Linked DNA regions of Homo sapiens: region 2 is linked to region 1. The links are chromatin contacts, found by Hi-C or POLR2A ChIA-PET in ENCODE. All regions are on one chromosome and are shown on one strand. Each heading gives the region's core, a stretch centred on a gene start or an enhancer-like site at or near the end of the contact. The rest is flanking DNA. Distances are from core to core; before and after follow the strand shown.

Evidence for each region. Hi-C counts contacts between places; a loop is a spot of excess contacts on that map. ChIA-PET counts read pairs that join two places held with the same protein, here RNA polymerase II (POLR2A). Pooled maps may share reads with other maps.
Region 2: a loop to region 1 is called in a pooled map, with 4 times the contacts of the local background. The contact joins two enhancer-like sites. A Hi-C loop is called at or near these places in 3 of 50 pooled maps. POLR2A ChIA-PET finds 5 or more read pairs at or near these places in 5 of 52 experiments (GM12878, PC-9, Panc1 and 2 more).

Annotation. Positions count from the first base shown.
Region 1 is chr3:128,679,212-128,684,950 of GRCh38, forward strand. No RefSeq gene overlaps it. Among named protein-coding and RNA genes, the nearest start is that of RPN1, 31 kb to the left of the region's middle. RefSeq lists enhancers at 1,309-2,001, 1,476-1,605, 1,716-1,885 and a silencer at 1,946-2,165. Within about 2 kb of position 1,585, at least 40 of the 41 ENCODE cell types and tissues checked have a DNase peak (open chromatin) inside an H3K27ac peak, as active enhancers do.
Region 2 is chr3:128,968,843-128,974,850 of GRCh38, forward strand. It overlaps CFAP92 (cilia and flagella associated protein 92 (putative)), which reads right to left. Exons shown (of 16, transcript NM_001394090.1): 8 at 2,445-2,591. Among named protein-coding and RNA genes, the nearest start is that of CFAP92, 22 kb to the right of the region's middle. Within about 2 kb of position 2,754, at least 2 of the 41 ENCODE cell types and tissues checked have a DNase peak (open chromatin) inside an H3K27ac peak, as active enhancers do.

The DNA of each region.
Region 1 (5,739 bases), core at 335-2,834:
CCTGCCCAAGAGCTTTGTTTCTATCCTTTCTAGTCCATTCCCTCATAATTTCTGAGCCCCAATCCTTCCCTTCTTCCAACCCTCTTCTCTTTGTTTTCCTACTAGGCCTGCCTTTGCGAAGTCCCACTGTAGATCATAAGGAGGCTGCAAGAACTGATGAGTGGTCCATTTCCTTGCAACCTCTAGAAGCCGGAATATACTTCAGGCAGGGCCTTGTTACCAGAGACAATGTGTAGCAGTTAAGGCCAGAGCCTTCCACTCCACACCACCCAGGAATTGCTATGGCTGTTCTGTGACCTTGGCCAAGTTACTTCTGCTTTCTTCACTGTCCTTATTTGTCAAATGGGAATGCTAGTACTAATCACCTCACAGAGTTGTAGTAAAAACTGCAGGCTGGTGTAGTGGCTCACATCTGTAATACCAGCACTAAGGGAGGCAGAGGTGCGAAGATAGCCTGAGGCCAGGAGTTGGAGACCAGCCTGGCTAATACAGAGAGAACCCCATCTACACACATGCACCTGTGACTGTAAAGACTACGTGACTGTTGCTACTACATTATTATTATTATTAACAGAGGACACTATTAAGAATCCAGCATTGTAATCTGAATACTCATTTTAATCCTTCCAACGATCCCCCAGATCGTTGTCTCATTTCACGAAAGAAAAGGAGCCTCTAATCCCATCCCTACCAGGGTTTGGCAAAGTGGGCAAGTGAGAGGCTCAACCATGAGCTTCAGTTCCTCCTCTGTAAATGGTAACAATGGCACTGTCACAAAGAGGACCAAGTGAGACCACAGGAGGCCCGTGTGTGTGCGTGTGTGTGTGTATGTGCCAGAGACAGAAAGAGAGAGAGAGACAAAGTTTCACTCTTGCTGCCCAGGCTGGAGTGCAATGGTGCAATCTCAGCTCACCGCAACCTCCACCTCCTGGGTTCAAGCAATTCTCCTGCCTCAGCCTCCTGAGTAGCTGGGATTACAGGCATGCGCCATCATGCCCAGCTAATTTTGTATTTTTAGTAGAGATGGGTGAGTTCTCCATGTTGATGAAGCTGGTCTCGAACTCCCGACCTCAGATGATCCGCCTGCCTCGGCCTCCCAAAGTACTGGGATTACAGGTGTAAGCCACCCAGCCCGGGCTTTTTTTTGGGGGGGGACGAGTGTCCCTCTGTTGCACAGGCTGGAGTGAAGTGGCACGATCTCGGCTCACTGCAACCTCTGCCTCCTGGGTTCAAGCAATTCTCCTGCCTCAGGCTTCCAAGTAGCTGGGACTACAGACGCCACCACGCTGGCTAATTTTTGTATTTTTAGTAGAGACGGGGTTTCGCCATGTTGGCCAGGCTGGTCTCGAACCCCTGACCTCGTGGTCCGCCCGCCTCGGCCTCCCAAAGTGCTGGGATTACATGCTTGAGCCACCCCGCCGGCCGGCCGTTCTTAAACGCACGACTACTTCCCTAGCTTTCCAGCACCAAATCCAGCGGCCCCACCCGGCCACGCCCCCACGCCAGGCCATGACCCCCATATGGCTCACTGCGCAAGCTCACACCCAGTCCCAGGAAGCGAGCCCCACGTCGCCCCAGCTCTGCATTCACAGCCGCCAAGCGGTCCCGGAAGCCGAATGCCGGATAGGTCAAAGACAGCGCCGCTGCTCCGGCACTGCCGCCAGAGGGCGCGGAGTCGCCGTGTTGGCCTGCACCTCCCTTGTCACGTCAGCCGAACGGCTACGGCAATGGAGGATTTTGCCGTATGCGACGACAGGATGACTGCTTCCCCTGAAGCTTCACCAAACACGGAGAGGCTTTCCTGTCCCTGGGAGACGCGGTGATGTGACGCAGCGGTTGCAGCGAAGGTTTCTTGTAAAAGATGGCCGCTGCGGAGTTGCTAGGTGTCTCCTGGCAGGCGGCGGCCGCACCACAAGATGGCGGCCCGCCCCAGGGTCCCACACGCGGGGCTGCGGAGGCGGCGGCCCCGAGGGTCCCCGCCCCTTGCTGGCCCTGTCCCCGCGTGCGGGGCTGCGACCTGCCTTTGTGTGCGGGTGGAAGTGCGGGCCGCCTTGGGGCCGAGTTGCAACTTCGCGACACTCCACTGGAGTGCGATGAGACGATGAGATGTTACCTCCTAACACTTCGGGAGGTGGGCAGCATGGCAATTCCTAGTAACCTCAACGCGATTCACTCAGACTTCCTTTTTCCCATCCTGAGCCGCAAAACCAGGAACTGGTGAAATAAATCAGGCCATCTTTCAGAGGAATGGCCTGCCACCGTTAAAAAGAGCAAAGCTGCAGTTTATGTACTAATGTGGAACCAGCTCTGAGATAAATTAAGTGAAAGAAAGCAAAGCACAGGAAAATGTGTATAGATATGCCTTTGTGTTTTTAAACAAGAAGACCCACATAAATGAAGATATGAATGTGTAAGCATAGTATAGCGGTAATGGTAATAGCGATCGCCCAGCCTAAGGAAGGGAATGGAGAGATACGGAACAAGGATGGGAGGAGACAGTTTTCATCTAAGACCGTTGGGTTTTCTGAGCTTTGTACCATGGACAGGTGTTAATTTTAAATTTTTTGTAAATATTTAAATTATGGCTTAAAGACAAGTTCTTTTGTAAGGGTATAAGGGCAGACTAGCACATAGAAAAAAAAAGACTTTTTTAACCTGGAACCAAGACATTTGATAAACATTCATGAAACTCAATTTTCAAGGATAAAAATTTCAAGGTCAATACTGTAGTACTTACAGCAAAGAATGCCAATCATTGTGACAGCCTGAGCCCTCTTGAAAGCTAGTTTTTGTTGGCGGGGGGTCAGAAAATTTGGCCTGGGAAGCAGGAGGCACTCGACCTATTTGCTGATGCTGAATGCCTTTCTACTGTAAGCATACATAGTCTCAATGGCTTCTTCTGATTTTGGTATATCTTAGGCTTTTCGGGTTAATATCGAAAACAGTGGCAACATTGAGAGTTTGAGCCAAGTTCTGCCTTAGAATCATCCAGAAAGGTGTTTCCACTGCCTGAAAAATAAGTAGTAGCAGTTTCAGAATTGGCATTGAGTTTGGAAATCGCCTATTTGAACTTGAAAGAAGTGTTAGTCCTCCATCCTAAAGCAACAACCATACTGAGCCTTTACTAGTGTGCCAGGCACTGGAGAAGAGGGTATTCTTTTTTTTTTTTTTTTTTTTTTTTTCCTGAGACGGAGTTTCACTCTTGTTGCCCAGGCTGGAGTGCAATGGTGCGATCTCGGCTCACTGCAACGTCTGTCTCCTGGGTTCAAGTGATTCTCCTGCTTCAACCTCCCAAGTATCTGGGATTACAGGTGCATGCCACCACACCCAGCTAATTTTTTTTTTTTTGAGATGGAGTCTTGCTCTGTTGCCCAGGCTGGAGTGTAGTGGCATAATCATGGCTCACTGCAACCTCCATCTCCCAGGTTCAAGCGATTCTTCTGCCTCAGCCTCCCTAGTAGCTAGGACTACAGGCACGTGCCACCACGCCCAGCTAATTTTTGTATTTTTAGGGAGATGGGGTCTCATCATATTGGCCAGGCTGGTCTCGAACTCCTGACCTCGTGATCCGCCCACCTCGGCCTCCCAAAGTGCTGGGATTACAGGCGTGAGCCACTGCACCTGGCCACACCCCGCTAATTTTTGTATTTTATTTATTTATTTATTTTGAGATAGAGTTTTGCTCTTGTTGCTCAGGCTGGAGTGCAATGGCACGATCTCGGCTCACTACAACCTCTGCCTCCCAGGTTCAAGCGATTCTCTTGCCACACCTTCTCGAGTAGCTGGGATTACAGGCGTGTGCCACCATGCCTGGCTAATTTTGTATTTTTAGTAGAGACGCGGTTTCGCCACGTTGGCCAGGCTGGTCTGGAATTCCTGATCTCAGGTGATCCGCCCCCCTCGGCCTCCCCAAGTGCTGGGATTACAGGTGTGAGCCACTTCGCCAGGCCAAGAGGGCATTCTTACATGGGATAATTACACATAGCACTCTGGGTTGTTGAAGGCATTAAATATGCTAATAAAAGTTTAGCCAAGTTACCTACCTGTACTAAATGCTCAGTAAATATTAGCTATAATTGTTTCAGGGAATCCCTCAGTTGCTTGATAAAGTACATTTTTGCCTCTGAGACTTTTTGAGGACTTAAAAATATGCTAGTTCTGTAGAGCTCTTACTATTTTCATCATCTTAGAGGCCACGTGGAAAGAATTTAGATTCTTATTGTGGAGCCTACAGTAAGTTAATTAACCTTTCTTTTTTTTCCTTTTTCTTTTTGTGTGTGTGTGTGTGTGTGTGTGTGGTGTGTGTGTGTGTGTGTGTGTGTTGAGACAGAGTCTCACTCTGTCACCCAGGCTGGAGTGCAGTGGCTCAATCTTGGCTCACTGCAACCTCTGCCTCCTGGGTTGGAGCAATTCTCTTGCCTCAGCCTCCTGAATAGCTAGGATTACAGGTATGCACCACCAAACCAAGCTAATTTTTGTATGTTTAATAGAGATGGGGTTTCACCATGTCGGCCAGGCTGGTCTTGAACTCCTGACCTCAGGTGATCCACCTATCTTGGCCTCCCAGAGTGCTGGGATTACAGGCGTGAGCCACCATGTCTGGCCGTACTTAACCTTTCTTGGTTTCAGTCTCCACATAACTAAGGTGAGAATCACAAAACCTGTTTCATAGGGTCACTGTGAGAATAATAATTAGAATTAATATATGGAAAGCACTTTGTGCAGGGTATGCAGTAGGCACTTAATAAGTGGTGTTTAATTCTGTAATATCTCAACCTCAAAGGTAAAGAACTAATTAATACTGCCCTCAGGCAGAAGAGTTTCCCTGGTCAAGAGGCAGGAGTGGGTTGCTGCAGGGTGACAGTTAACACAGGAAGCCTACAGTGAGAAGTTGAAGGGATGGCAGGTCCACGGACCTCAGAGCCTTGGGCCTCAGGCTTCCTGTCTCTGTTGGGGAAAAGGCAAGGCCTCCACAGGAGGCGGATATGGTCTGCAGGCTATTGCCGAGATGCCTCTTTGCCAACAGCCACCTGCACTGTTTCATTTCACAGTTGCCTATAAACCACTGTTTCTGAGGCTCATCTTCATACTTTAATATGAAGTGGCTACTGCATACTTTTTTTTTTTTTTTTTTAAGACAACATCTTGCTCTGTCACCTAGGCTGGAGTGCAGTGGAGCAATCATGGCTCACTGCAGCCTTGGCCTCCTGGGCTCAAGCAACCTTCCCTAGTCTCAGCCTCTAAAGTAGCTGGGACTACAGGCATGTCCCCCTACACCTGGCTAATTTTGTATTTTTGGTGGAGTTGGGGGTTCGCCATGTTGGCCAGGCTGGCCTCAAACTCCTGGGCCCACTTCGGCCTCCCGGAGTGCTGGGATTATATGCATGAGCCACTGCACTCGGTCAGCCCTTCTGTCTTTTGATAGAAAATTCAACATTAGGCCAGGCGCAGTGGCTCAGGCCTGTAATCCCAACACTTTGAGAGGCCGAGGCAGGCGGATCACGAGGTCAGGAGATTGAGACCATCCTGGCTAACCCAGTGAAACCCCGTCTCTACCTAAAATACAAAAAATTAGCTGGGCGTGGTGTCAGGCACCTGTAGTCCCAGCTACTCGGGAGGCTGAGGCAGGAGAATGATGTGAACCTGGGAGGCGGAGGTTGCAGTGAGCCGAGATCACACCACTGCGCTCCAGCCTGGGCGACAGAGCGAGACTGTCTCAAAAAAATAATAATAAATAAA
Region 2 (6,008 bases), core at 1,504-4,003, 290 kb after region 1:
CACGCCTGTAATCCCAGCACTTTGGGAGGCTGAGGCAGGTGGATCACTGTCAGGCCTCTGAGCCCAAGCTAAGCCATCATATCCCCAGTGACCTGCATGTATACATCCAGATGGCCTGAAGCAACTGAAGATCCACAAAAGAAGTGAAAATAGCCTTAACTGATGACATTCCACCATTGTGATTTGTTTCTGCCCCACCCTAACTATCAATGTACTTTGTAATCTCCCCCACACTTAAGAAGGTTCTTTATAATCTCCCCCACCCTTAAGAAGGTTTTTTTGTAATTCTCCCCACCCTTGAGAATGTACTTTGTGAGATCCACCCCCTGCCCCCAAAACATTGCTCTTAACTCCACTGCCTATCCCAAAACCTGTAAGAACTAATGATAATCCCACCACCCTTTGCTGACTCTCTTTTCAGACTCAGCCTGCCTGCACCCAGGTGAAATAAACAGCCTTGTTACTTACACAAAGCCTGTTTGGTCTCTTCACACGGACATGTAAGACAATCACGAGGTCAGGAGTTCAAGACCAGCCTGGCCAAAATTGTGAAACCCCATCTCTACAAAAAATACAAAAATTAGCCTGGCATGGTGGCATGCGCCTGTAATCCCAGCTACTCTAGAGGTTGAAGCAGGAGAATTGCTTAAACCTGGGGGGGCAGAGGCTGTAGTGAGCCGAGATCGCGCCACTGCACTCCAGCCTGGGCGACAGAGCAAGACTCCATCTCGAAAAAAAAAAAAGAGAGAGGGGACCATGTCCTGGCTTCATTCTGCTGGAAACAGTCATGCCAGGCAGGCCCAAATGGTTGAACTTCTTTTTCCTCTCACAGTAAAATCCAAAGCGGGGCAGGTCCCATGGTACGCTCCCCCAGGAGGATCATGGGTTCCTCCTTGGGACTGTAGGACGAAGGAAGCAGCTAGCAAAGGCGTTCGCTCAAAGCTACTGTGTGCAATAGGTATGCTGGAGGGTCAGGCTGGAGCGTGGGGTGGGGTAAGACCCTCTGAAAGTTTACTCTCTGTCACTGTTGCCTCTCAAGAGGTTCTGATGCTACGAGAAAGTGAAGGTGATCAGGAAGGACAAGCTGTAGGTGAAGTATCATTTTCAAAAAGTCATTTAAAACTGCAAACTGCCAAATGCGGCAGCTCATGCCTGTAATTCTAGAACTCTGAGAGGCTGAAGCAGGAGGATTACTTGTGACCAGGAGTTTGAGACCAGCCTGGGCAACATAGCAAGACCTTGTCTCTACAGAAAATAAAAAAAATAGCCAGGTGTGGTGGTGTGCACCTGTAGTCTTAGCTATGCGGGTGGCAGAGGCGGGAGGCTTGCTTCAGGCTGGAGTGAGCTATGATCATGTCACTTACACTCCAGCCTGGGTGAGAGAGCAAGACCCTATCTCAAAAAAAAAAAAAGTGCAAACTGAAAAGTTAATAGCACTTTCTCAAACTGAATTGACACCAACCCAAGAGCGCGAGAGGAGGATGACGACTGGCACCTGTGGAACTGAACTGGAGGCTCTGACTTACGGGGTTTTTGCCCCCTTCTCTATGAATGCTGGTTCCAGCTCAGAAAAGACCAACGCACGCGCTTCTGCAGAGTAGCCAGGAGAGGGCGCACAAGACACGTGATGGCAAAAAAACGAACAAAGTCTGAATTTTCTCTAAAAAGAAAAAAAAAGGGGGGGAGTTCACCCCATATTACTCTTTTTTGGAACAAAGCAACATAATTTTACCAAAATATATGCTGAGCTTTCAATCATCAAAACATATTGATATAATATTTAGTTATGATTTACCAGTATGTATAAAGTCCAGTTCATAAATTGTGGTAGATCTTATAAAGCAAAATAATTAAATCCCTGTTTGGCCACTGAGCTGTGTGGGATTAGGAAAGTTACTTAACCTCTTTGAGTTCTTTTCCTCACTGAAAAAAATGGTAACTATGATAACCACCACAGCCACCACCACACCACAGGTTGGCTGAGTGGGTCAGAATTTGGTCTGAGAAGTAAGTGATGTGTCACACGGGAAGTGCCTGCACCCAGAGGGGCTCAGTCAAAAAGGGTTCCCTTTCCTCATTCCCTTTACTAGATGTTTTTGTAAAAATCTGTAGGAAAGCATTTATTAAAAGCAGCATCTTCTTAACAAACACAATGATGACATTTAATATTCCCATAGGCTTCCTTGGATTTTGGAATCAAACAGAGCTGGGTTCAAGTCCAGGCTTCACATTTCCTAGCTGTGTGATCTCAGGCAAGGTAGCTACCCTCTCTGGGCCTTTGTTTCCCCCTGTACTATGAAGCCAATTCCCCTGAGTTTCCTGAGGTGGCTGTGAGGATGAAATGAGGTGGCACGCAGCAGGGTTGTCATTAGGAGCATCCGCTTATGGCCGTTCTGGCCACAAGACAAGCAGGAGCTGCTGGGAACAGGGCAAGCAGTGGGTACCGGCAAGGAGCGGCATGACGGCCAGCTGGATGGAGAAAGCGCTCTGCTTCCTGGGGCCTGTCAGCGTGGGGTCTGCCTCTTCTTCTGCCAGGGGCTTCTTATGTCTCCTCTGGATTTTCCTTCTTCCCTCTGAATCTTTCCCTTTAACTGTGAAATCAAACAAAGGAGATGAGCATTAAGAGGAGACTGTATCTGAGCTGCCATATGTGGACCTGAACATGCTACAGAGATTCAGGAAGGTTCTGGAAGCTCCTAGAAGGCAGGGGTTATTCTTTGTGTGACTGCCTCTTCCCAGCAACCAGAAGTGGTGGCTAAATATAGATGGCAGGCCCGTTGCCAGTTATATGTAGTAATAGGGTGAGGGCCTCTCATTCCCCGCCTCTGCTAACTGAGAACACAGACAGAAGAGAACTAAGGTCATCATGACAATGATGCCATAACACACTCAAGGCTCTCTTCCAGTCAGCTCTTAATGTCAGTGCAGGGTGGACGGTGGGCTTTTTTAAGAGACCCTGCTCTTAAACAAACAAAAGCCCACAGTCTGAGCCTCAGTAACCTCACCTGTTATATGAGGGCAACAGCACCTGCCTTCTAGGACACTGAGAAGAGGAAATTAGCAACGCTACATAAAACACTCAGCTCAGTGCCAAGCTCAGACCAGAAGGAAAAGGAGATGAGAACACATATAAATCTACGGTCATCAAGACAAGACCAATGGGACAGACGAGAAAGCCCAGGAACAGACCCAAACACATAGGGGAACCTAACAGATGCCAGAAGTGGCATTTCAAATCAGTGGATAAGTTATATTGATTATCCATATGGGAGCAAATTAAGTTATTGAATTACTTCACGGCATATACAAAATGAATTCCAGACTAAAAGTATAAAACAAAAACTTTAAAATCATCAGAAGAATATCTAGGAGACTATACTGACATCTGGATGAAGGATTTCTTTCTTTTTTTTTTTTGAGACGGAGTTTCACTCTGTTGCCCAGGCTGGAGTGCAATGGCACGATCGAGGCTCATTGCAACCTCTGCCTCCTGGGTTCAAGTGATTCTCCTGCCTTAGACTCCTGAGTAGCTGGGACCACAGGCGCGTGCTACCACGCCCAGCTAATTTTTGTATTTTTAATAGAGATGAGGTTTCACCATGTTGGCCAGGCTGGTCTCGAACTCCTGACCTCAGGTGATCCATCTGCCTTGGCCTCCCAAAGTGCTAGGATTACAGGTGTAAGCCACCGCACCTGGCCTCTTTTTTCTTTTTTTTAAGAGGTGATGTTTCGCCCGAGTGTGGTAACTCACTCCTGTAAACCTGGCACTTTGGGAGGCTGAGGCAAGTGGATCGCCTGAGGTCAGGATTTTGATACTAGCCTGGCCAACATGGTGAAACCCCATCTTTACTAAAAATAAAAAATTAGCCAGGTGTGGTGGCGGGCATCTGTAATCCCAGCTACTTGGGAGGCTGAGGCAGGAGAATCACTTGAACCTGGGAGGCAGAGGTAGCAGTGAGCCCAGATCGCGCCATTGTACTCCAGCCTGGGCTACAAGAGCGAAACTCAGTCCTTGAAAAAAAAAAAAAAAAGATAGAGAGATGATGTTTCACTATGTTGCCAAAGCTGGCTATGAACTCTGGGCTCAAGTGATCATCCCCTCAGTCTTGCAAGTAGCTTGGACTACAGGCGTGCACCAGCATACCCAGCTGAGGAAGGATTTCTTAAACATTCGTGAAAGTATAAACTAGAGAGGAATAGTTAAATAATTGGTGTACAAAACAAGATAACATAAATCAAGTCAAACGATAAGTTATATACCCCTGTCTGTGAGGATTACCATGCATATAACTGGCAATGTACAATTATCCAGATGTAAACACAAAGCTGGCAGATCAGTAAGACAATTTTTTTTAAACTAACAGAAAAATAAGCAAAGATATGAATAGGAAAATCACAGAAGAGTGTGACCAAATAAGCCTATGCAATGCTGCTCAGCCTCACCAGGAGTCAGGAACTAAACCATGCCCGTGCAGACCGGGGAGAACAGCAATCCTCAGGACTGCAAGCAGGGGGGAACAGATGCCGCCTGAGGCCGGGCCCGGTGGCTCACACCTGTAATCCCAGCACTTTGGGAGGCCGAGGCAAGCGGATCACCTGAGGTCGGGAGTTCAAGACCAGCCTGGCCAACATGGAGAAACTCTGTCTCTACTAAAAATACAAAACTAGCCAGGCATGGTAGCACATGCCTGTAACCCCAGCTACTCGGGAGGCTGAGGTAGGAGAATTGCTTGAACCCGGGAGATGGAGGTTGTGGTGAGCCGAGATCGCGCCATTGTACTCCAGCCTAGGCAATAAGAGCAGAACTCTGTCTCAAGAAAAAAAAAAAAAAAAGAGAGAGATGCTGCCTGGAGAGTAAACCACTAGCATCTAGCAATGGGGTCGAGGCTCACAGCCTGTGTCCCAGGGGTCCCACTGGGCCAATGCCGTGGACTCACATGTGTGCCCAGATGCTCACCATGGCAGTGCTGGAGAGCAAGAAATTGGAGACAACTCAGATCCCTGGCACGGGGACTGTGTGCATGCAGGACGGTCCACCCATAACACATGGCAAAATGCTAACACCTAAATTGTGAATATGTAGTTGTTGCATTTTCATGTGAACTTTCCTATCTTTATTTCAAAATAAAAAGAACGGTTTAAAAATCTCATTAAATGCTTAAAGCACATTTTTAAAAAGAGTGACACTTTTAATCCGGAAAAGACAAAAGTCAGGAGTTGAGAGGCATTCACATGTGAAAGTGTGACTTAGTCTTTGTGGACCGTAGGAATAGGAATGAGTTTTCTTCAACTGTGTCTCCAGCACCCAGCAGAGAGCCTGGCTCAAGCAGTCACTTCCCTCTGCAGCCATAGACTGTTGCACTAGAACCAGGCCAGTGTCAGGAAACAACAGATTAACTGATGGAGAGATGAGGAAATGATCTGTAGCAATTATAGCTAAAAGGACGTGAAATGGCCCATCCCAGGAGGCAGCAGTATACCCACTGGCTCTAGATTTTCCCACCTCACACTGGAAACACAACTTCTTAATGAGAAACTGGTGAGGGGATCTAAGCTGAGAATGAGGAAGTTGATTTAGTGGCTTCTGAGGGTTCTGCTCTCTTGACAGTATGTGAATAAGATTACATGCTTCTGCATGAACGGATCCCATAACACAGGATGCTGTGTTCTTCATTCCACCATAAGAGTGAACACTAGGCCAGGCACAGTGGCTCACGCTTGTAATCCCAGCACTTTGGGAGGCTGAGGCAGGCAGATCATTTGAGATCAGGAGTTCAAGACCAGCCTGACCAACATGGTGAAACCCTGTCTCTACTAAAAATACAAAAATTAGCTGGGTGTGGTGGTGGACGCCTGTAATCCCAGCTACTCAGGAGGCTGAGGCAGCAGAATTGTTTGAACCCAAGAGGCAGAGGTTGCAGTGAGCCAAGATTGCGCCATTGCACTCCAGCCTGGGCAATAGAGTGAGGCTCCCTCTCAGAAAAAAAAAGAAGAGAAGGCCAGGCGTG